Linked DNA regions of Homo sapiens: all the other regions are linked to region 2. Evidence: chromatin loops called from intact Hi-C (ENCODE). Cell type or tissue: OCI-LY7. All regions are shown on one strand. Region 1 overlaps SMPDL3B (sphingomyelin phosphodiesterase acid like 3B). Region 2 overlaps DNAJC8 (DnaJ heat shock protein family (Hsp40) member C8). Region 3 has its middle 13 kb from the start of THEMIS2.

Region 1 (8,000 bases), 270 kb after region 2:
TTCCCAAAGTGCTGGCATTACAGGCGTGAGCCACCGCACCTGGCCAGCACAAGTTGTTTCAATGACTGCTTACTGAAGGAGGGTTGAGCAGATCTGGCCTCTGTTCATCCTGTTTCTCGATAAAACAAGAATGACGCCCAGGATTTCCTCACCCTCTGCTATTGCAATCACTTCCTCCCCCATTTCTTGTGTCACCTAGAGCCACAAGTCAACATCACTGGCCCCAAGAAGCTGTGTCTGGGCCTGGGAGACTGGACTTCTTTTGATCTCAGGGTTGGATAGCCAGGGCCCCACCCAGGCCACAGGACATTCAGTGGACAGCCTGCAGATAAAGGCTGGCCCCTGACCCTCACTCCTTGACTTTCCCTCCCAGATGCTCTTGAGCTTTTCCCCACCTCTCCTGATCTAAACAGTCTCAGGAAAGGATGTGAAACACATTCATACTAAAGTGTAAATGGCTGATTAAGCAAATCATTATCCCTCCCACATGCATTGTTACAGTGTTCTCCGCAGAGCCCTGGGAACATTATCCCACTTTACAGATAAGGAAACTAAGGTCTGGAGGTCAACATGCCTAAGATCACATGGTAAATGATGGGGATCTCTGGGCTCCAATCCCTCCCAGGAAGATGTGATTGTGAAAGGGGTTAAAAACCAGTGCCTTTCTATTTTAGATGGGTCTTTTTGTTGACAGCATATTCCCACATTTTTATTTTTTATCCAAACTGAGCCTTTGTTTATAATGGGGAAAATTTAACCTTTCCACACATATTGTGATCACTAATATATTCCTGCCAGGCATGGTGGCACAGTGGCTCACACCTGTAATCTCAGCACTTTGGGAGGTTAAGGCAGGAAGATTGCTTGAGGCCAGGAGTTCAAGACTAGCAGGGGCAACAAAGCAAGACTTCGTCTCTACAGAAAATAAAATTCAGCCAGGCACAGTGGCTCACGCCTGTAATCCCAGCTACTCAGGAGGCTGAGGCAGGAGAATTGCTTGAACCCAGGAGGCGGAGGTTGCAGTGAGCCGAGATTGTGCCACTGCACTCCAGCCTGGCGACAGAGCGAGACTCCATCTCAAAAAAAAACACAACAACAAAAAACAAAAAAATAGCCAGGCATGGTGGTACACTCTTTTAATCCCAGCTACAGCTACTTGGGAAGCTGAGGCAGGAGAATCGCTTGAACCCAGGAGGCGGAGGTTGCAGTGAGCCGAGATTGCACCACTGCACTCCTGCCTGTGCGACACAGCAAGACTGTCTCAAAAAAATTAAAAAGAATACAGTGACAAAACCCCAAGCCAGAGTAAAGGAATGAACTGCCTCATACCAGTTAGTTGGTGGGCAGAGTTGCTGGGCATCCCAAGTCCCTGAGCTGAGACCGTGAGTGGCTCTCACCTGCTTCCAAGCCCGGAGCCAGGCTGGCCAGGATGGATGTTGGGGGAGGCCCTTTGCCTTTCTCTTGGGCACATGGTCCTTGCGCTTCCTCTGCAGACAGAGAAAGAGGCTATTCCCCTGCCTCAAGCTGGCTCTTTCTCAGTTAACTACAAACACTGAGCAGTTTGGCCCCTTTGACGTCAGCCCTCAAAGTATTCAGGAACATTTCTCCACTCCAGAAACTCCTCATCTCACCTGTCAGTTGTCGTTTTCCAGCCAGTGTGTAGAACTGAAACTACTTTCCAGCCTCTCTGGCACATACTGCTGAAGGGTGTGTGTACATGCATGTGTGTTTATGTGTGTGTGCGTGTGTGTCTGTGTGTGTGCATGTGTGTGTGCTGACTCCAGGAGAGGCCAGGCTAGTGGACAGAATGGTGGAGAGAGCCAGAGGTCCAGGCGGGCAGCTCCACCTCCTTGGGGTCCAGGTGGGCAGCTCCAACTCCTTGGGGTCCAGCCTCCTCATTGTGGGAGTGCAGATCCCAGCGACCTTGTCAGCTCAGCCCAACCCACCACCCTCAGCCAAGCTGCTTCTCCTCACAGGGCCTCTTCCCTGACTACGCCATGGCCTCGCCCAATCTTCCCACATCATCATGCGGCTGCCTCCTCCTCATTCAGGCCTCTGCCCCAAGGTCACCTCCTCAGAAGACTCCCCTGACCACCTCATCTCAAGTGCCACCTCTCCTGCCTGTCTGGTCGCTATTTCTTCCCCAGCTTCCTTTTTCTCAGAGCACTATCACATGTGAACTTACCTTGTTGGCTTGCTTATTGTCCATCTTCCCTGTTTACAATGTCAGTTCCATGAGAGCACCAAGCCCGTCTTGTTTACCTCTATGTCCTCAGTGCCTAGAAGGGTGCCTGGGACGTGGAAGACGTGCAAATGCACATTCGATGAATGAACAAGGCTGTGGGGAGGCCAGTTAGAATTGTAGGCACTCAGACAGTGTTGGATAGGTGCCCAGACTTTCATACACTGGTCTTATTTCATCCTGGCAGCCAGTCTGTGAGATAGGGATTCTTATGCCCACTGCATAGATAAGCAAACTAAGGCTCAAACCCAGACCTCTCTGACCCCAAAGCTGAGACACAATGTCGTCATGCCTGTTGACTTGGAACCCCCCGCCGCCCAGAAGGTGGCTGTAATAATAAATACATGCTTTCCATAAGAATATGGGATCCATCAGCTTCCAGGCCCTACATCAAAATAATTAAGCTCTAATTAGCATGTCAGGACCATGGATGGGGAGGTGGGAGATCTGGTTTCTAATCCAGCCTCTTCCATGTGTTTGCCTAGGGGCTTTGGGCAAGCCACCAGGCCTCACTGAGCTAGAGGATGTTGACATCTGGCCTGCCTCTCAGTGAGCATCAAATAAGATAGTGAAGGAGAAAGGGCTCATAGAGGACAATCCCAACGCACCATACCGTTACCTGCAATTACCCCTTGGGCCAGGAGTGAGACTGGGGAGGTGTGGGCGCCTGGGTACTTTAATGCTTTACCCTTTAGACCAGAACTTCTCAAATGTTACTGTTCAGATGCTTCACTGGGGATCTTGTTAAAGTTAAGAGGCTTTCTACATTCGCACTGCTTGGACCTTTTACAGTAAGACAGTATTCATCTATAACTTGAGTTTTATAGAAAGGTACACCAATCTCAGCTATCATTATTATTCATTTATTACTGAGAAGATAAATAAATTTGGTATTGAGTACAGTGAGTAGCTGAGGCCACAGACCTGGGAGGGAGTCCTACTGCACCACCCCATAGCTGTGTGAACAGCGGAACCTTCCCCTGGGCCCGTTTCCTCCTCTGTAAAATCAAGATAACAGCGCCCCCTACCCCTTGGGGCCCTCGTGAGAATTAAAATGAGAAATGTGAGATGATTTCATAAATGGGAAGCAGTGGTTACTCCACATTTGGTTCCTGGGGGGTTCTACAAGGCCCCCTCTCACCATGAGAGACAGGACAAGGTGGGGAGTGGCCACGTTCTACCCAGCCAGCCCCAGCGTGTCCTTGGCTACTGTCCACAGGTAAAGTGCAGGGGCAGGGCAGGCAGGACATCTGAAGGGAAACAAGATGAAGATAGAGCCTGTCTGCCCCAGATGACCATCTCTAAGAGGAGGACTGGTGGGCACAGCGCGTCCCTGGGCAGGCAAAAAGTGTCCTGGCCCGCCTCCTCCTTCACCAAAGGGGATCACCAGGCCTTTATGCTCACTAGGGACAACAGACATAGGGCCCAAGGCCTCATAGCTCTGCAAGGCCCACAGAAATATCTGAGACTTGGAAAAAAATGCATTGACTCTAAAAGTGCAGGAAAGACAAAAATTACAAATATCAAGTAAGTCATCAAAATCAACAATTCATTTCAAAAGCAATATTAAAAATCTCATGGGCCACATGCATTGGCTCACACCGGTAATCCCAGTGCTTTGGGAGGCCAAAGTGGGAGGATCACTTGAGGCCAGGAGTTCAAAACCGTGCCTCTACAAAAACAAACAAACAAACAAACAAACAAAAACAAACAAACAAAAACCCAGGCTGGAGTGCAGCAGTGTGATCCTGGGTCACTGCAGCCTCAACCTCCTGGGCTCAACTGATTCTCCCACCTTAGTCCCCCAAGTAGCTGGGACTACAGGCACGTGCCACCAGGCCTGGCAAATTTTCTTGTACTTTTTTGTAGAGGTGGGGTTTGCCATGTTGCCCAGTCTGGTCTCAAATTCCTGAGCTCAAGTGATCTGCCTGCCTCGGCCTCCCAAAGTGCTAGGATTACAGGTATGAGCCACCACACTAGGAATGCAGGTATATGCCACCACACTCAGCTACTTTTTAAAAAGAAATTTAATTTCTCCGTACTTGGGAGGCTGAGGCAGGAGGATCCCTAAAGTCCAGGAGTTTGAGGTTACCTTGAGCTATGATTGCAGCACCGCACTCCAGCCTGAGCAACAGATAGAGACCCTGTCTCCAAAAAAGAAAAATAAGATAAAAAAATTAAAATCATACATGATATGGGATCTTTTTAGTATGATTTGTGATAGGGGTGGGGAGAACTCCCATAGTCATAGTCATTTATAAAACCTAAGTTCTTAAAATGGCTAGAAGGTGAGTTCCCTTATGGTTGGAGACAGGGGGGCAGGAAGGCATCTGCCATTCATTTAGCACCTACTGAATGCCAGACACTGTGCCACACACTCTATCCATGCAGCCTCATGACAACATTATGAAATGCATCCTAAGATGTACTCATTTTACAGATGAGGAAACTGAGCGAGTGAGCGGCAGACCGGGGATGCCGAGCACGTCAGAATGGAAATGATCACAGTGCACTATATTCTGCCACCACCTACCAGCATGGCCTTGGAGATATATACAGGTTTTCCTTGACTTACAATGGGGCTACGTCCCCCAAAATTGAAAATATCATAAGTCAAAAATGCATTCAACACACCCAACCTACCAAAGGGCATCGTAGCTTAGCCCAGTCTACCTTAAAGGAGCTCAGAACACTTACATTAGCCTACAGTTGGGCAAAATCATCTGATGCAGACCTATTTTATAATTAAGTGTTGAATGTCTCTTGCAATGTATTAAATACTGAATTGAAAGTGAAACACAGAGTGGTTGTATGGCTTCTCGAAGTGTGGTTTCTAATGAATGCCTAAGGCTTTCGCCCCATCATACAGCTTAGTGGAATCTTCGTAAGTCAGGGACCATCTGTGTGTATGCCTCCTTAAACTTTTACAACATTTTACAATGTACCTGGCATGATCTCACTTAAGGCCATCACATTTAATCTCTCCTCTGCTAACATCCCTATTTTATAAACAGTAAAATAAAGGTTGCAGGTCACACAGGTATTCAAAGGCAGGACCACAGGTAGGACCTAAGTTTTCTGGCTTCAGGCAGTAAGTTATTTCTGCAAGGACATGCATGAAACCTGCAATCAGGGACATCTTATTTTGAATCCTGGCTCTTCCATACAGGCAGTGGCAACTTAAGCAAGGGATTTTCAGAGCTGAGCCTTAGTTTCCTCATCTATAAAATGAGGATTAGAATGCACCCAGCAGAGGGATGCTTGTGATGCAGAGCAGGTGAGCCCCAAAGTGGAGCTTAGCCCATGAGGGTTCTTGGCTTTGCCCAGGAAAAAATTCAAGGGCAAGCTTGAGGTTGAAGCAAACAGCTTTGGTGAACAGGTGATGTACAGCTCCATGACTGCTCCTGCAGAGCAGGGCTACCCCAGAGGCAGAGAGTAGCAGCTCAGGGCAGTTTTGCAGTCACATTTATACCCACTTTTAATTGCCTGGAGATTAAGGGGCATTTATGCAGAAATTTCTAGGGAAGGGGTAGTAACTTTTAAATCATTGGGTTACTGCCATAGAAGGGGCAGTAACTCCTGGGTGTTGCCATTGCAAAGGTAAATTGACATGCCACACTGCTGGGTGTGTTTGAAAACTGCTTTTGCCCAGGCCGTATTTTAGCTAGTCCTCAATCTGGTCTGGTGTCAAAGCCCTGCCTCTGGAGTCCAGTCCCACCTCCTGCCTCAGTTGTGCAGGTAAAAGAGTTCTCTTATACAGAGCACCTGGCTGTGGGGTGAGCAAGGCAGCCTTAGGACTCATTCCCTGGGCCACACTGCCCCTCAGCCTCCGTTTCCTCAAGTATAAGATGAAAGTACTGAACAGAGGTTCCCTGAAGGCCCTCCTAGTCTGACTCCTGTGATTCAGTGGCTTTTGTCTGTTATTGCCTATAACCCACACCACACAATGGTCTCAGTCTCTATTTCAGTCCTTTGCTATTAAGGCTAGCATTAGCCCCAAAACACAATTGTAATTCATCCTTTGTAAATGGAGGCCCTCCAAAACCCATGGAGTTCATTTGTTAAAACCTACATTTACGGACCACCTACAGTGAATACCCTCTGTTCACAATAGCTCCAGAGGTAGGTGTTACCATTCCTGCCCTGGTCCTGCTCCCTCAGCCCTGGGCTGGCCTTCCAGGGAGTGTTTTCCTACCAAGCTAACCCACAGGGGAAGAACCTGTCTGCTTCTCTGCAGTTAGAAGCTGAGGAAGGAGCGAAATGTTACACAGGACATGTGTAGGAGGAGAAGGAGCCAGCAAGTTGGCATCCACCCAAGCTCCTGGCTAAGGAAAGTGGAGGCAGAAATCCCACAGTTTAATGCAAAGCAGGGATGATGCTGTCTGATCCCCTGTCTCAGAATCCACCTGTGCTTCAGGAAGACACCTGGAGTTGGAAAAACCTTACAGGTGCTGCGGAATTCCTTTTTTTGTTGTTGTTTGTTTGTTTGTTTGTTTTTTGAGACGGAGCCTCACTCTGTCGCCCAGGCTGGAGTGCAGTGGTGCAATCTCGGCTCACTGCAAGCTCCACCTCCCGGGTTTACCCCATTCTCCTGCTTCAGCCTCCCAAGTAGCTGGGACGACAGGTGCTCATCACCACGCCTGGCTAATTTTTTGTACTTTTAGTAGAGTATTTTTAGTTTCACCGTATTAGCCAGGATTGTCTCAATCTCCTGACCTCGTGATCCGCCCGCCTCGGCCTCCCAAAGTGCTGGGATTACAGGCGTGAGCCACCGCATCCGGCCCGGAATTCCTTTTAAATTTACTTTAAAAGGAATACATTCCAGCAAGTTTGGAGAAAAGAGAAAAAAATAGTACCTCTAAACCCCACCATCCCAAGAGGACATGAAGCATAGTACAGCCAGGCACAGGCTTTGTCCTGCCATTTCCCAGCTGGGAGATCTTCAGCAAGTGCAATGTCCCCTCTGAGACTCATTTGCCTCATCTGCAAAATGGGTATAATGATATTAGCACCTACTTCAGAGGGGCTATAAAGAGAATTTTTTTCTTTCATTTTCTTTTTTTTTTTTGAGATGGTCTCATTCCCGTCACCCAGGCTGGGGTGCAGTGGCACAATCACAGCTCACTGCAGCCTCAACCTCCCAGGCTCAGGTAATTCTCCCAGCTGAGTCTCCCAAGTAGCTGGCACTACAGGCACCCACTACCACACCCAGCTAATTTTTGGTATTTTTAGTAGAGTCAGGGTTTTGCTATGTTGCCCAGGCTGGTCTCAAACTCCTGGACTCAAGCAATCCACCCTCCTCAGCCTCCCAAAGTGCTGGGATTACAGATGTTAGCCACTGCGTCTGGCCTCAAGGGTCCTTTTAAACATACAGAAGTCAGAATAGATTACACCTGTGCCTAGAACCCTCCAATGACATCCCATTTCACCCTGAGCAAAAGCCTGCGTCCTTCCTATCTACAGGCACGTGGAAAGAAAAATGTCTGAGTCCTCAAGAGAGTCTTCGAGGCTATCCATGATTTGGCACCTGCCCCACCCCACCATCTGCCAACCTCACCCCCACTTGTCCTGCCCACCCTGCTTCAGCCACGCGGGCTTCCTTGCTGTTCCTCATGCACATCTCCTGTGTGTCCACCTCAGACCCCGTGCACTGTCCTCTCTTCCTGTAATGTTCTGGACACCCATGTGGCTCCCCCACTCACTGCCTCAAGGCTCCACTTGAGTGTCACCTGATTTGACAGCTCTTCTCTGGACGTCT
Region 2 (8,000 bases):
GAGCTATACAACTAGTTTAAATCTTGACTGTACCACTTAACAAGCAGTGTAAACTTGAGCAAGTTACATTTAACCTTTCCGTGTCTGTTACCCCGTTTGTAAAATGTAATAATGGTGTCTATCCCATGAGTTTGTTGTAAGAATTTAAATGATGTATTACACAGAAGGCATTTAGAGTAACTCTTGGCACATAATGTATCCTCACTATATGCTAACTATTGTCAGCGTGTGTTAGTCTGCTAATTTCTTTACTTGCATTGTTTGTTTCATTCTTATATCAGCCCAATTAGATATAGGTACATAGTATTATCTCATTTACAGAGCAGGAAGCGGAGGCAGAGATAGGTTAAGTGATTTGCTCGAGGTCTCATAGCTAGTAGGTGATTGAAGTTGGAATTAGAACCCAGCATAATGGTTCCAGTAATGCTGAACGGAGCGTTAGATTCCCATTTGTTCTCATTCCCCGACATAGTTCCCTGGGTTCCAACTAGTTGGTTTCTGTCAATTGACAATATGTCATGGTTTTTAACTGTGAGTATCTGAATTACCTATGAAAGTTCTTTTTTTTTTAGCTGGTTTATTATAAAAATTTTATATAGAAAAAAGAATGGACAAGCATAGTGGCTCATGCCTGTAATCCTAGTATTTTGGGACATTGAGTCGGGCAGATTGCTTGAGCTCAGGAGTTCGTGACCAGCCTGGGCAACATGGTGAAACCCCGTCTCTACAAAAAACGAAAAACAACAACAGCAAAAGCCAAAAATTAGCCGTGCCTGTAGTCCCAGCTACTCAGAAGGCTGAGGTGGGAGGATCACTTGAGTCCAGGAGATTGAGGCTGCAGTGAGCTGGGATAGCACCATTGCACTCCAGCCTGGATGATAGAGCAACACTCTGTCTCAAAAAAAAAAAAAAAAAAAAGAATAGAACAACGAATATTCATGTATCCACCATCTATATTGAATAGTTAATTTCATTTATATATATATATATATATATATATATATATATATATATATATATATTTATTTATTTATTGAGACGGAGTCCGGCTCTGTCACCCAGGTTGCAGTACAGTGTTGCGATCTTGGCTCACGGCAGCCTCCACCTCCTGAGTTCAAGTGATTCTCTTGCCTCAGCGTCCTGAGTAGCTGGTATTATAGATGTGTGCCACTGTGCCTGCCAAATTTTTGTATTTTTAGTAGAGACGGGGTTTCACCATGTAGGCCAGGCTGGTCTCGAACTCCTGACCTCAAGTGATCTGCCAGCCTCAGCCTTCCAAAGTGCTGGGATTACAGGCGGGAGCCACTGCTCCTGGCAGACACTGACTATATATTTAACTATATATTTTTGGCTGAATCATTGTAAATTGCAATAAACCATGATGCTTTACCCCTAAATACTTCAGCTTGTACCCTTCCCAAAAAAAGGACATTTTCTTGCATAATCACTTATCCCACCTAACAAAATAAGGGCTAATTCCCTACGATCATCTGAAACCCAGTCTAGTAGAGGTTTACAAAGTGCAGATGCCAAAGACTAACTCAGAAGGTCTGAGGGTGGAAATTAGAATGTTGTCTTTTTCAGAAGCTTCACAGGGTTGGAGCACAGGCAGAATGAGAAACTGCTTTAGATTAGGAGTTCTTTTAGGAGAGAGTTGATGTCTCATACCTGCTTTAGCCACCTTAGTGCTTAGTACAGGTTGAGTATCCCTTATCTGAAATGCTTGAGACTAGAAGTATTTCAGATTTCAGATTTTTTCAGATTTTGGAATATTTGCAGAATGCATAATGGTCGAGCATCCCTAATCCGAAAATTCAAAATGTTCCAATGAGCGTTTCCTTTGAGCATCATGTTAGCACTCAGAAAGTTTCAGATTTTGGAGCCTTTTGGATTTTGGGTGCTCAACCTGCATAAGGAACATAATAGGAACTTGATACCTTTCAGTCTCCCTCCTCCCCCAAATTATTACAACATCTTCATAGTGCTAGGCTTCCATTTGTTTTTGTTTTTGTTTTTGTTTTTGTTTTTTCCTGGAGACAGGGTCTCACTTTGTTGCCCAGGCTGGAGTGCAGTGGCACAATCTCAACCTCCCAGGCTCAAGTGATTCTCCCACGTTAGCTTCCTAAATAGCTTGGACTACAGGCGACCACCACCATGTCTGGGTAATTAAAAAATTTTTTTTTTGTAGAGACAGGGTCTTGCTATGTTGCTCAGGCTGGTCTCGAAGTCCTGGGCTTAAGTAATCCTCTCACCTCAGCCTCCCAAAGTGGTGGGATGACAGGCGTGAGCCTCTGTGCCTGGCATGTTTGGTCTCAACTTTGTGATTAAAACCTGAAATGTTTCCTAGTTGTACCTTTACCTTTTGGTGCTTGAATTTTGTTAAAGATCAGTATTTCTGGGCATTTAAAGAGATTTGTTAATTTTTTAAATGCTTTTGCTAAGAGTCTCTTTTTGCCGTAGGACCTTAGAGCTTTTGGTTGTAACGAGACAGGGCAGGCTGGAAGTTAGTAAATGTTTCCCTTATTGACAACCCCAACTTTTCTCTTATTGTAGTTATCCATCTTGGTGCATCCTGACAAAAATCAAGATGATGCTGACAGAGCACAAAAGGCTTTTGAAGGTATTTGTAAATTTACCTGCTTCTGAGTATTAGATTGTGAATGGCAGGGCCTAACTGTTCCTTGTCCTAGATCAAGCAAAGACTGTTATAGTTTTGTCTTCTGGTCACCAAGAAGCTGTGGTTTTCAGTAGAGCAGTTGCCATTTCAAAGCAGAATGTTGTTGTTTAAGAAGTAGACCTTAACTTTGCTTTGTTAAAACTTTTATATGCCAACAAAGACTGTTATTGCATAGGATCATTTTTTTTCTTTGAACATAAAGAATTTTATCACTGAATTAAATCCAGATGTAGTGTATTTAGCCTTGAGTATATATTTAATTTTTTCCAAGGCTCTTAAGGAAAGTCATTGCTATAGTTGAATGTTTTTTTTAACTTAGTTTAACGACAGTAAATAATTAAAGTAGGGAATGCTTTAGAGAGCACAAGTCCATTTACACTGCCTGAGTATAGTTCAGACTTTCAGAGGGTGTTTGCAGAAACAGTTAATTTCAATGTTTTGCATTAGCTGTGGACAAAGCTTACAAGTTGCTACTGGATCAGGAGCAAAAGAAGAGGGCCCTGGATGTAATTCAGGCAGGAAAAGAATACGTGGAACACACTGTAAGTATTTATAGTGCTGCTGTGTTTACAGGAAGTATCAGCAAGCCTTGGGCACCTTGTAGAAGGGTACATATGAACATAGTAATGCCTACTGGCACAACCTGTGGCTACTTCTGTGCTCTCTACCACTTTGCTGTGGTGGTCATGAATAGTGTGTGCCTGAAGCTGTAATTCACCCCTAAGAGAAGAACTCAGATGAGGAGTAGCTGGTACACTGCTCCTACCTCTTTCCCTACCAGTCCTGTGTTGGGGAGAAAGGGTTGTTCTCTCCCTCTCATCACATATTGCCACTTACCCCATTCTTAGAGTGGAAACGTGGAGCAGCCTGTGACTCTTGACTCTTGATTTTTATTCTTGTCCCTGTGAAGGGTTTGCAACAAGGCTTGGCAAAGGCTAGCAAGAGGATAGGCGTAAACTTTTTTTAAAATAGGAGGAGGTTTATGTCCATCTTAATAACAGAGTTGGGAAGAACTCAGTTGAAGGAAACTGAGTTGTAGCTGGTGTTATTTTTGTTTGCTCTTGAGGGCATACATAAGTCTCCAATGTGGTGGGAAATGTCAGTATGGCTTTCCCAAGGTAAGAAAGGTCTTTTAACTTTTTACTTGCTGGGGCAAGAATCTTGAGGTCATTTGTAAGAGCTGCTTCAATTGTGATTGGATGACTTTTCACATGAAGAGCTTTGAAATCTGAGACAACTTTATAACCATAATAATGAATCCAGTTTCGGTGAGGAAAATGGATAAGAAGAGGAGACAAAGGGCCCATAACTATATCCTGCGGGTCATGTGTTGGAAATGGCACTTGTAGGCCCTATCCTGGTAGAAATAGGGAAAGTGCCTGACAGTTTCTCCTTAAATCATTGTGGCTTCGTATGTCTTTCACCTGTAAGAAAGTCATCCTTAGGCTTCCTGACCACAGGGTGGCAGTAGGGCCTTTCTGAGCTTAGAGGGTACTTGGCCTTTGCTGGTATAATAGACTGGTTAGTTCATGGAGTAGTGTCATTCTTGTATGAATTCGTATATTTATTTATTTATTTTTTATCTCAGTAGTGGCCAATGTGATAAAAGTATCAGTTAATATGATATGTGGTTTAAGGAGGTTCCATGGTGAAAGTGATCAAGAATGCAGTTATAGAAATGCCAGAAAAACTACTTGGACATAATGCCACAGATTCTGTAGCTTCTTCTAAAACTTGACAGATATATTTGCTTTGCTCTAAACACATAACCACAAGCCAAGAAAGGTAAATAAGTAGTCTGTTTCAAAGACTTTTTGGATCTGATGAGTTGGGGACAACCTCCCGTTGGTCCCCTTTCATCTTTCATTCTTCCTGGTAGATTGGATTTTAGATGAGATTAGAAAAAGGACTTGTGGTTCCTAATTTTCCTTGATTCTGTTGTTCTTTTGAGGAGGGAGGGGAGGGGCTCTTTTTTTTTTTAATGAAAACTTTTTGCTATACCCGTGCCTATAGAAAGTTAAATATATTGTATGTGTACAGCCCAGTGGATATTCTCAAAGCACAGATGCTCGTCTTTTGATGAAAAAAAATTCTTTTTAGGTGAAAGAGCGAAAAAAACAATTAAAGAAGGAAGGAAAACCTACAATTGTAGAGGAGGATGATCCTGAGCTGGTGAGTTAAATATAGGAAAAGCCACTGTATCTTGTGTGATTGTGTCTACGAATTGGTGGGTTACAGAGACAGAAGCCAAAAGAATGATGAATATATGCTATTTCACATTTATTTATTTATTTATTTATTATTTTTGAGACTGAGTTTCACTCTTGTTGCCCAGGCTGGAGGGCAATGGCGCGATCTCGGCTCACTGCAACCTCTGCCTCCTGGGTTCAAACGATTCTTCTGCCTCAGCCTCCCAAGTAGCTGGGATTACCAGCATGTACCACCATGCCCGGTTAATTTTGTATTTTTAGTAGAGATGGGGTTTCTCCATGTTTGTCAGTCTGGTCTCGAACTCCTGACCTCAGATGATCCGCCTGCCTTGGCCTCCCAAAGTCCTGGGATTGCAGGCTACAGGCATGAGCCACCCTGCCCGGCCTCTGGCTAATTTTTTTGTATTTTTAGTAGAGACGGGGTTTCATCATGTTGGCTAGGCTGGTCTTGAACTTCTGACCTCAGGTGATCCACCCGCCTCGGCCTCCCAAAGTGTTGGGATTACAGGCATGAGCCACCGTGCGCGGCCTAATTTTTATTTTTTAAAAAAACATTTTATTTGGCTGGGCGCAGTGGCTCACGCCTGTAATCCCAGAAATTTGGGAGGCCGTGGCGGGTGGATCATGAGATCAGGAGTTCGAGACCATCCGGGCCAACATGGTGAAACCCCGTCTCTACTAAAAATACAGAAATTATCTGGGCGTGGTGGCACGTGCCTGTAATCCCAACTACCCGAGAGGCTGAGGCAGGAGAATTGCTTGAACCTGGGAGGCAGAGATTGCAGTGAGCCAAGATCGCGCCACTGCACCTCCGCCTGGTGACATAGCAAGACTCTGTCTTAAAACAACAACAACAACAACAACAACAACAAACATTTTATTTGAACTTAAAACATATAAATATACATTTATTTATGTATTTGTTTGAGACGGGGTCTTACTCTGTTGCCCAGGCTAGAGAGCAGTGGTGCGATCTCAGCTCACTGCAACCTCTGCCTCCCAGGTTCAAGTGATTCTCCTGCCTTAGCCTCCTGAGTAGCTGGGATTACAGATGCCCGCCATCAAGCCTGGCTAATTTTTGTATTTTTAATAGAGACGGGATGTCATCATGTTGGTCAGGCTGATCTCAAACTCCTGACCTCAAGTGATCTGCCCTCCTCGGCCTCCCAAAGTGCTGGGATTACAGGCGTGGACCACCGCACCTGGCCCAATTTTTTTCAGTTGTTTTTTTTTTTCCTGATTATAAAAGAACACATGCTAATGATAGAAAATTTGGAAAAAGAGAAATATAAAAAATATAAAATCGCAGTGTCTGTCTATCCCGTGTATGGAGCTTTTAAATATACTGAGCTATTCATTACAGACTCCTTTATCCCTTTGATGTTTGTCTTTATTAGGGACTGGGGTTGAAGCATTGCTTTTAGTGAGCAGTGTCTAGCAGGTAACAGGATAAAAGAGAAGTCACAGAGATTTAGGGACTTCTTTATTTTCCTTTCTCTCCATATATCACTCTTTGCTCCAGTGTCTGATTTTAGAATTTAGGCACTATTAAATATGCATGACAGATTACTTTTGTACTTCCATGTCTATTTAAAATACTTTATATCTGGAGAAAAATATTTAAAGGTAGAATAACATAAGCTGTGTTCTTAAGAACTCTTGAAAATAAAGAATTAAAAACTGGTAGGGAGGGCATTGTGATTTCATTAACTTAGTGTGACAGGGGCTGGGTCACTTACGTTCACTTATTTTTTTGTAATTCTTTTTAGAGATAGGGTCTCCCTTTGTCACCCCGGCTGGAATATAGTGGCATGATCTTAACTCACTGCAGCCTTGACCTCCTAGGCTCAAGTGATCCTCCCACCTTAGTGGATATTATACATTCTAATAATAACCTCTGGTGGCTCATACCTATAATCCAAGTGCTTTGGGGGCTGAAGTAGGAGGATCTTTTCAGCTTAGGAGTTGAGGCTGCAGTGAGCTATGATCACACCACTGCACTCTAGCCTGGGTGACAGATTGAGACCCTGTTTCAAAAACAATAATAATAAATAATAATAGCTTCTGTTCCTATCATTGTAAGACTATCATATAATATACTTTTTTAAAAAAGAGATAGAGTCTTGCTCTGTTGTCCAGGCTGGAGTGCAGTGGCATAGTCATGGCTCACTGCAGCCTTGACCTCCTGAGCTCAAGCGATCCTCCCACCTCAGCCTTCTGAGTAGCTGGGACTACAAGTGTGCGCCACCACACCTGGTTAATGTTTTATTTTTAATATTTTTTGTAGAGATGGGATCTCACTATGTTGCTCAGGGTGGTCTCAAACTCCAGGGCTTAAGTGATCCTGCTGTCTTAGCCTCTTGAAACGCTGGATCTACAGGTGTGCACCACCATGCCCCGCTAATTTTTGTTTTTGAGACGGAGTTTCCCTCTTGTTGCCCAGGCTGGGGTGCAATGGCATGATCTCAGCTCCCTGCAACCTCTGTCTCCTGGGTTCAAGTGATTCTCCTGCCTCAGCCTCCCGAGTAGCTGGGATTACAGTCACGCACCAACATGCTTGGCTAATTTTTGTATTTTTGATAGAGACAGAGTTTCACCATGTTGGCCAGGCTGGTCTTGAACTCCTGGCCTCAGGTGATCTGCCCACCTTGGCCTTCCAAAGTGCTGGGATTACAGGTGTGAGCTACTGCGCCTGGCCTGCACGCTAGTTTTAAAAAAAATTTTTTTGTAGCAATAGAGTTTCACTATGTTGCCAGGGCAGTCAAGCTCTTAGCCTCAAACGATTCTCCTGCCTTTGGCCTTCCAAAGTGTTGGAATTACAGATGTGAGCCACGGTGCACAGCCTGTGCCAGGTTTTAATCTGCTTTATCTTGGACTCCAGGTGAAAGTACATGGTTCAAGTTGCTGGTAAAAATATTTACTCTGATTTTCTTTTGTTCTTGATTTTCCTGTAGTTCAAACAAGCTGTATATAAACAGACAATGAAACTCTTTGCAGAGCTGGAAATTAAAAGGAAAGAGAGAGAAGCCAAAGAGATGCATGAAAGGTACATATCAGTATATTCATTTAAACCATATTTAAATACCTAGATTAACTAACATTGGTCTTTGGTG
Region 3 (8,000 bases), 350 kb after region 2:
TTGATTCAAATGAGTGATGTGGTGTGAACTGCATTAGGTGTGAAGATGGCTTGGCAGGGCAGGGAGGGGCAGTTAGGAGGCTGGTGAGGTTGCTCAGAGGAGAGGATGGAAACCCAGCCTGGAAGGCTGAGAAGAGAGGCAGGTAGGAGGCAGAATGGAGTGAGGGGCGAAGCCCGTGGGGTCTAGGTGAAGGGGCTCATCTCTCCTGTCTGGGCAAGGTGCTTCTCGCTCTGCTCAGGGTCCAAGGTGGGGGTTGTTGAGGGGCCATGTGCGGGGAAAGGAGCCCAGCAGGCTATGCTGGACTTGCTTGCAGCCCTGCTGGGACCATGTGAACTGCGACATGCCTCAGGCCCAGTCCTGAGCCTTACCAGAATAACTAGGGCCTGAGTCCCAGGTCCATGCTGTCATCCCCTCCAGGTGGGTGCTGGGTTCCAGAGGGGCTACTGCTGCAGCCATCTGTGCGGGGGGCCTCCTCCCTGCTTTCTAAGGAAGCCTGGAGCAGTCAGTTTAGAGGTCTCTCTCCAAGGGAGTGATTCCAGCCACTGGGGGCTGCAGGGGCCAGTGGAGACCTAGAGACCGCCCAGAGGACAGAGAGAGGAGGAGAGGTGGGGAGTGGGCCACCCTCTGCCCTTCCCTGAAACCCTGCCACCTGAGCCCCCTCTTCTTACAGTTTTGTAAGTAGAAGTCCTCAGAATCATCCTCCCCGATGTGGGGGATGTGGCCTCACCCTGTCCCGCTTCCAAGCCTGTGTCCAGGCCAGTCTTGAGCTCCAGGTGTGCACACATCTGCCCTGATTTCTACGGCATAAAGGGCCTCAATCTCAGCACCTTCCCCATAACCTGCCCCTCTCCTGTGTTCCCCTCCACAGTGAATGACACCTCTAAACCCTGGATGCCCAGCCAGAGTCCCCAGAGGCACCTTGGGTCTTCTTCCTTCTCCCTAGACTCTCCAGCGTGGTCCAGGCCACATTGTCTTGCCCTGAGACCATCTCACTGCTAGTCTTCCCACCTCCAGCCTCACCTCCCCGGGACTGTCCCCTCCCTCCCATCTGCTCTTCCTTAAAAAAAAAATTTCATCCTCACATTGTGGTGGCACTAAATACAATTTGCACAAATTCTTCCACAAATATCAAATTAATATGATTTTCCTCTCTGATCTCCTTGCACAACATATTGGAAATTACAATTATTATTAAAACAAAAAATACCTATATATTTATTTATTTGTATATTTATTTATTTAGAGACTGGGTTATTAGACTGGTTAATTTTTGTATTTTTGGTAGAGATGGGTTTTGCCAGGTTGCCCAGGCTGGTCTCGAACTCCTGGATTCAAGCGATCCTCCTGCCTCGACCTCCCAAAGTGCTGGGATACAGGTGTGAGCCACAATGTCCGGCCCCTCTGCTCTTCCTAAATGCAGCTCTGACATATCACCTCCTGCTTCAACACTTCCAGGACTCCCCATGGCCCTCAGGTGAAGTCTGAGCTCCTGATGACGTGGTCTTTCGTGTCCTGGCCTCTGACAACATTCCAGCCTCATCGCTTGCCTTCCTTTTCCAGAACATTCTCTCCGGCCACATCAAAGCACTTGCATTTCCTCAATCCTGAAACACCTCCTCGCTTCCCCAGCCTTTTGCACATGGCTGGAATACTCCTCCCACTCTTTCTTATTTATTTTTTGTATTTTTAGTAGAGGCGGGGTTTCACCATGTTGGCCAGGCTGGTCTTGAATTTCTGACCTCAAGTGATCCACCCACCTCGGCCTCCCAAAGTGCTGGGATACAGGTGTGAGCCACTGCGCCCGGCCTCTCCTCCCAACTCTTGTGCTTGGATAACCTTTATTTATCCCTCAGATCCCAGCCCTGACAGCCCTTTTCCAGCGAAGCCTTCTGGTGGCCAGGCTGGTTAGGCGCTTCCTTGGTTTGCTCCTGTCCCAACATCGATTCATTCATTCAACAAATTTTTATGGCGTGCCAGCGATGTGCTAGGCTGTTCCAGCCATTTTGAATACACTGGGAATCAAAACAGACAACAGCCCCTGCCCCTAGTGGAGCTTACACTCAAGTGAGGGGAGGGGAAAGGCAGACCATAAACAATATGCAGTCAATAAGTAAACGATACCACCGTAGGGTGGTGTGTGGTAGAGGGGATGGTGCTGTGGGAACAGTGGAGCAAGTGGGAGGTCGGGGATAAGGGGTTGGGAGTGAGGAGGGTTGGCCTCATTGAGATGTTAGCCTTGGGGCCAAGACGTTGTCAATGCCCTCCAGCCACAGACTCCCAGGAACAGAGGGGCATCTGAGTAAGTTGGGTTCGTGACTATGTGCTATCATAGGGATAGCACATGCCATGGGAAACTGTGGGGCAACTCAGTAAGCTGTGTTAGAAAGGACTTACAGGATTTGGGTTAGATGACTTTTGAGTGCTTAAGAAAGCAGGGCTTCGGGCTGGGCATGGTGGCTCACGCCTGTAATCCCAGCACTTTGGGACGTTGAGGAGGGTGGATCACTTGAGGTCAGAAGTTCAAGACCAGCCTGGCCAACATGGTAAAACACCGTCTCTAATAAAAATACAAAAAGTAGCTAGGCATGGGGGTGCGTGCCTGTAATCCCAGCTACTCTAGAGGCTGAGGCAAGAGAACTACTAGAACCTGAGAGGTGGAGGTTGCAGTGGGCTGAGATCATGCCACTGTACTTCAGCCTGGGTGACAGTGAGACTCCATCTCAAAGAAAGAAAAAAGAAAGCAGGGCTTCACTCTGGATTGGATGCTGTGCAGAAGCAAGGGTATTTCTATGGCTGAGGACATTAATACATTTTATCTAGAGGGAGGCAAGACTAGACCAAAGCTAGAGCTGTGATCAGTAAGAAGCAACAGCGTCTCCTATGAGCCAGGACAGGGGGATTGTATTCGTTTCTGGGTCCGCTGTAACAAATGACTACAAACTTGGCAGGTTAAAGCAACATAAATGTATCCTCTCACAGTTCTGGAGGCCAGAAATCAAAGTGTTGTAGGGTTGGTTCCTTCTGAAAGCTCTGAGGCAATCCTCGTGCTCCTTGGCTTGTAGACAGATCATTCTAACCTCCACATCTTCCCATGGCCTTTCCTTCTGTGTCCCCGTCTTCTCCTTTTCCAGTTTTTTTTTTTGTTTGTTTGTTTTTTTTGTTTTTTTTTTGAGATGGAGTCTTCCCTGTCGCCCAGGCTGGAATGCAGTGGTGTGATCTTGGCTCACTACAACCTCTGCCTCCTGGGTTCAAGCAATTCTCTTGCGTCAGCGTCCCAAGTAGTTGGGATTACAGGCGCACACCACCATGCCCGGCTAATTGTTTTGTATCTTTAGTAGAGACAGGGTTTCACCATGTTGGCCAGGCTGGTCTCAAACTCCTGACCTCGTGATCCACCCGCCTAGGCCTCCCAAAGTGCTGGGATTACAGGCGTGAGCCACCACTCCCGGCCTCCTTTTCTGTCTCCTATTAGGTCATTCCTGGATTAGGGCCCATCCTAATGCAGGACGATCTCATCTGAAGATCCTTACCTTAATTACACTTGCAAAGATCCTACTTCAACTGTGACATTCTGAGGTCCTGGATGAATGTTTTAGGGCCTACAGGTCAACACCCACTGCAGGGATGATTGGTCCTTTTTGTGGCTTGGACATTGTTCATGTTTTATTTGTGCTCAGACATGACTGTGGAGTGGCCCTGTTTGTGTCGTGATCCATCGTGGTCCCAGGTGGTTTGTCTGTTGCTGATGTCCTGTGAAGTCATTTAGGTTCAGCTGGAGAATACCGAAGCCCCGCTGGGCTCCAGGCGGGCTCCAGGAGGTCAGGGCCTGCTTTTCTCTTTCTCAACGTAGGGACAGGGAGCGAGGGAGCCCTGCTGATGCCTGGGAGAGAGGCCCAGCCACAGGGGCAGGGCAGGCATGTGCCCTGAGGGTGGAAGGAGCAGCCAGAAGCCCATGGGCTATAGGGGAGCGAGCAAGGGGAAGCAGAGAGGTGACGGGAGGGTGACGGCGTGCAGGGCAGGGTGAGGCTGGCTCTCACTCAGAGGGAAATGAGGGGCCGCAGAGAAGCAAACATGACCAACTGTGGAGGGAGCGAGTGTTGGGGGAAGAGCCTGCCTGGAGTAGGTTCAACAGCAAATGGAGGAGAGGAACTAGGGACAGAAAGTGGAGCAGAGAAATGGGAGGGCGGCTGGGGCAGCTGGCGGGGAGTGGAATCAAGAGGGTTTGCTTAATTTTCCATGAAGGAGAGGACAGTAATGGTGAGTCTGGATGCTGCTGCCAGTGACCCAAAGGAGAGGGAGGACTGCTGCCAACAGGATGGGGCACAGTGGGAGCAGATGCCTTGATTGGGGAGGCGGGGATGTGGGGGCCACCGAGGCAGGCAGGCTGGGAGCCGCGGTGAGGGGCTCAGGGGTGCACTTCCTGCTGGTAACCCTGCCCCTGGCTATGGGCGCCAGCCTCTATGGGGAGCTGCCCAGGCCCAACCTGGCACAGCTGTGGAGACTCAGTAGTACTTGAAGCCCCACATACCACAAAGGGGACAGAGATAGAGACAGAGGGGACAGGAACTCGAGAAGGAAAAAAACTCAGGGAACAAAATCCAGAGCCTGTCACAGATGTGGAAAGAGCAGGGGAGGAGCCTGGGCTGGAGACTCCCCTGCACCGTCCCTGCTCCAAAACCTCAGGGCCGGGCTAGAATCCCCACTGCATGGCTTGCCAGGGCTGTGACCTGGGTCTGTGTACCCTGAGCCTCAAGTTCCCCATCTGTAAAATGCAGACACTGCCAACCTCCTCTCAGGGCTGTGCCCGGGGGAATTAAGGAGGTAAGTCACATAAAGTGCCCGGCAGTGAGCCAGATTATCTTCCCTCCCTCTCTCATCTCATGCCCCACAGCCCTGAAGGTCTTTCAAAAGTGGGCACAGGGCCCAGCCTGCTGGCAGAGGCTGGAACTGCACCCATGCCCCTGTTAAAGGTAGAAGCTTCAGCATCCAATTCCCTCCAGGGAACAGGCAATGGTTTTATTCCCTCTCCACAGAGAACATCCAAACTCCACAGGCATTCAAGGACCTTCCCTCCACCCCGGCATATGCCAGACTTTAGTCCACTCTGCCCCATCTGTGCTCCCACAGTAGCCCCTGCGTGGAGCACCCTCCCCTCCACCACGTGGAGACATCCAATGTCATGCTCTTTGAAGCCCCCCCTCCCCTCCCACAGGCAGAACTAACGGAGAACTCTCTCTTCAGTCTTTTTTGTGTGTGTGTGTGATAGAGTCTCGCAGTGTCACCCAGGCTGGAGTGCAGTGGCACGATCTTGCTCACTGCAACCTCTGCCTCCCGAGTAGCTGGCATTACAGGTGTGCGCCACCATGCCCGGGTAATTTTTGTATTTTTAGTAGAGATGGGGGTTTCGCCATGTTGGCCAGGCTAGTCTCGAACTCCTAACCTCAGGTGATCCGCCCGCCTTGGCCTCCCAAAGTGCTGGCATTACAGGTGTGAGCCACTGAGCCCAGCCGTCTTCAGTCTTCTTGAAACACCTGGACTTTTCTCTAGATCTGCTAAGCTGTGAGAAAGAGAGCACTAGAACACCTGCTTGTCTCCCTGCGTGGAGAGATTCATGAGAGGCCAGGGACCCCTTATTCACCTGCTACCCCATGGATTTTCTATCATCTGAACCTGACCATTCACTGCCCGTGCTGAGACCTTCCCAAGGAAGCCTCCCCTGCTCTAGGTGAGGGTGTGTGTGATGTCAGTTTCTCTGCATTTTCCAAAACATCTACCTGAGCATGTCTTTTTTTTTTTTTTTTTTTTTTTTTAAGAAAAATATCCTTCAGTGCCTTCCTGGTAATTCCCTAGCAAAGCTTATAGGGTAGGCTCTCCTCCCCGCTCCCACTCACCAGCCACCCCCATCCCATGTCCTCTTTCCACACCCCTCTCATGGTGGCCCCTCTGCTGGGAAAACCATGGTCCACATGCCTCAGGTAATAAATTCCTATTGCTATTCTCGCCGGCTCCATCCTTCCACTCGAGCTGTCAAGGGTCTAGACAGCATCTGAGTGCCTGGCTGTCTCCCTCTAGGTGAGCCTCTTGTAGTAGCTGGGGTAGCAGGGGTGGTGCACTTCCATAGGCCCAAGTCATAGACGTCTGATCCATCCAAGTTGAATGAAGCAAGTCCTCACTGCCATAGTTTGCTCATTTGCAAAATGAAGGGTCTAGACAGAACCTCCCAGGTCTCTTTTGACTCTGAAATTCTGACCTATATTTAGTAGTGGGCATATTTTAGGCAAACGGTCATCAAACAGCTGATCCTGGGCCAGGATCCCCTGGGGAACGGGCCGTTCAGTCAGTAGATGTCTTTCTCCACAGGATTTGCCACCGTCTCCCCCCCGGGGAGGGGAACATGGGTCTCCCTTCCCTTCTCAGCAGGTGGCCCACCAGTAGGCACAGGATTTCGGGGAAACCAGCAGTCAATTCTCATCCGGGGTGGGCCTGTGTCCCAAGATAGGGACAGGCTGTGTCCCTCAGCAGCACTGTGCTCACATGAGTATGAGGCCACTGCTGATCCTGGGAGTGAACAGAAGGGGCTCATCCATCTGTATTGTCATCCAGAGCTAATTAGGGTAACAGGCAGTTGAGCCCCATCTTGGAGTGCTCATCTCTGAGGGCACCTAAAACATAATTGGAATCAGAAGTATGGCGCCAGCTAAGCCAGGTTTCCACACATACATGCCTCCCCAGTTCTGCTTCCGCTTAACCGGGCCCTTAAAGTACATGAAATATCAGCCGGGGGCCATGGCTCACGCCTGTAATCCCAGCACTTTGGGAGGCTGAGGCAGGCAGATCACCTGAGGTCAGGAGTTTGAGACCAGCCTGGCCAACATGGCAAAACCCCACCTCTACTAAAAACACAAAAATTAGCTGGGCATGGTGGCTGGTGCCTGTAGTCCCAGCTACTCGGGAGGTTGAGGCAGGAGAGTCGCTTGAACCAGGAAGCGGAGGTTGCAGTGAGCCGAGATCGCACCACTGCACTTCAGCCTGGGGGACAGAGTGAGACTTTTGTCTCAAAAAAAAAAAAAAAAAAAAAAAAAAAATCCTTGCAGGTATGTATATTCTGTTGTGCCTTCTTTGAAATGCCAATCCAAGTTTCACTCTGCAACTCAGATTCTGAAAGCAAGAATGCATGGTGGCTCAGTGGCTCACGCCTGTAATCCCAGCACTTTGGGAGGCCGACGCAGGCGGATCACGAGGTCAGGAGTTTAAGACCAGCCTGGCCAATACAGTGAAACCCCATCTCTACTAAAAATACAAAAATTAGCCAGACGTGGTGGTGCGTACCTGTAATCCCAGGTACTTAGGAGGCTGAGGCAGGAGAATTGCTTGAACCTGGGAGGCGGAGGTTGCAGTGAGTCGAGACCGTGCCACTGTGCTCCAGCCTGGGTGACAGAGCAAGACTCTGTCTCAAAAAAAAAAAAAAAGAAAAAGAAAAAAAATGCATGGCATAACCTTCTCATCAGGAAGGACTTCATCTCAGCTATATCTAACATACTTTAACACACTTCCAGTAAGTTGTTCAGTTTGGACATCTTTTAAAGAACTACAAAACAGGCCAGACTCGGTGGCTCACGCCTGTAATCCCAGCACTCTGGGAGGCCAAGGCAGTTGGATCACCTGAGGGCCGAAGTTCGAGACCAGCCCGGCCAACATGGTGAAACCCCGTCTCCACTAAAAATACAAAAACTAAAGGGTGTGCCACCTATGGACCAAGCATATCCCCACCTTAAACTCTGGATTCAGACTAGAGTTTCAATCCTGTCTTCAGTACAGGGGGCTCATAGGGAAGTTTGTTTAGTCTCAGTCTCAGTTTTCTCATCTATAAAATGGGGATAAAAACAGAATTCCTCTTGGGGCTATGAGAATTAGATGACGTGCTGTAAATGGATACATGGTAGGTAGGTAGGCAGGTGCTTAGTGATTGTTCACCACTACCAACAGTACCATCTTCACTA

What was found. Hi-C counts contacts between places; a loop is a spot of excess contacts. Peaks named below come from ENCODE experiments on the same cell type or tissue, not always from the same donor. Only the 100,000 strongest peaks of a DNase experiment are listed, where the experiment ranks them.
Region 1: a loop joins it to region 2, with 8 times the contacts of the local background. A loop is called at or near these places in 8 of 110 quality-filtered maps.
Region 3: it touches region 2 in a loop (8-fold over the local background); 38 of 110 quality-filtered maps call a loop at or near these places.

What each region holds. Positions count from the first base shown.
Region 1 is chr1:27,935,762-27,943,761 of GRCh38, reverse strand. All of the region lies in intron 1 of SMPDL3B (sphingomyelin phosphodiesterase acid like 3B), which reads right to left. Among named protein-coding and RNA genes, the nearest start is that of SMPDL3B, 4.8 kb to the right of the region's middle. RefSeq lists enhancers at 1-469, 3,050-3,344. In OCI-LY7, CTCF peaks have their summits at 3,040 and 3,255; a DNase peak (open chromatin) is centred at 3,241.
Region 2 is chr1:28,205,191-28,213,190 of GRCh38, reverse strand. DNAJC8 (DnaJ heat shock protein family (Hsp40) member C8) reads left to right here. Exons shown (of 9, transcript NM_014280.3): 4 at 2,554-2,620; 5 at 3,125-3,219; 6 at 4,778-4,849; 7 at 7,842-7,933. Among named protein-coding and RNA genes, the nearest start is that of DNAJC8, 24 kb to the left of the region's middle. In OCI-LY7, CTCF peaks have their summits at 3,928 and 4,138 (motif pointing right); a DNase peak (open chromatin) is centred at 4,130; H3K27ac peaks cover 1,104 bases.
Region 3 is chr1:27,855,150-27,863,149 of GRCh38, reverse strand. No RefSeq gene overlaps it. Among named protein-coding and RNA genes, the nearest start is that of THEMIS2, 13 kb to the left of the region's middle. RefSeq lists enhancers at 1-2, 6,318-6,612. In OCI-LY7, CTCF peaks have their summits at 4,730 and 4,931; a DNase peak (open chromatin) is centred at 4,909.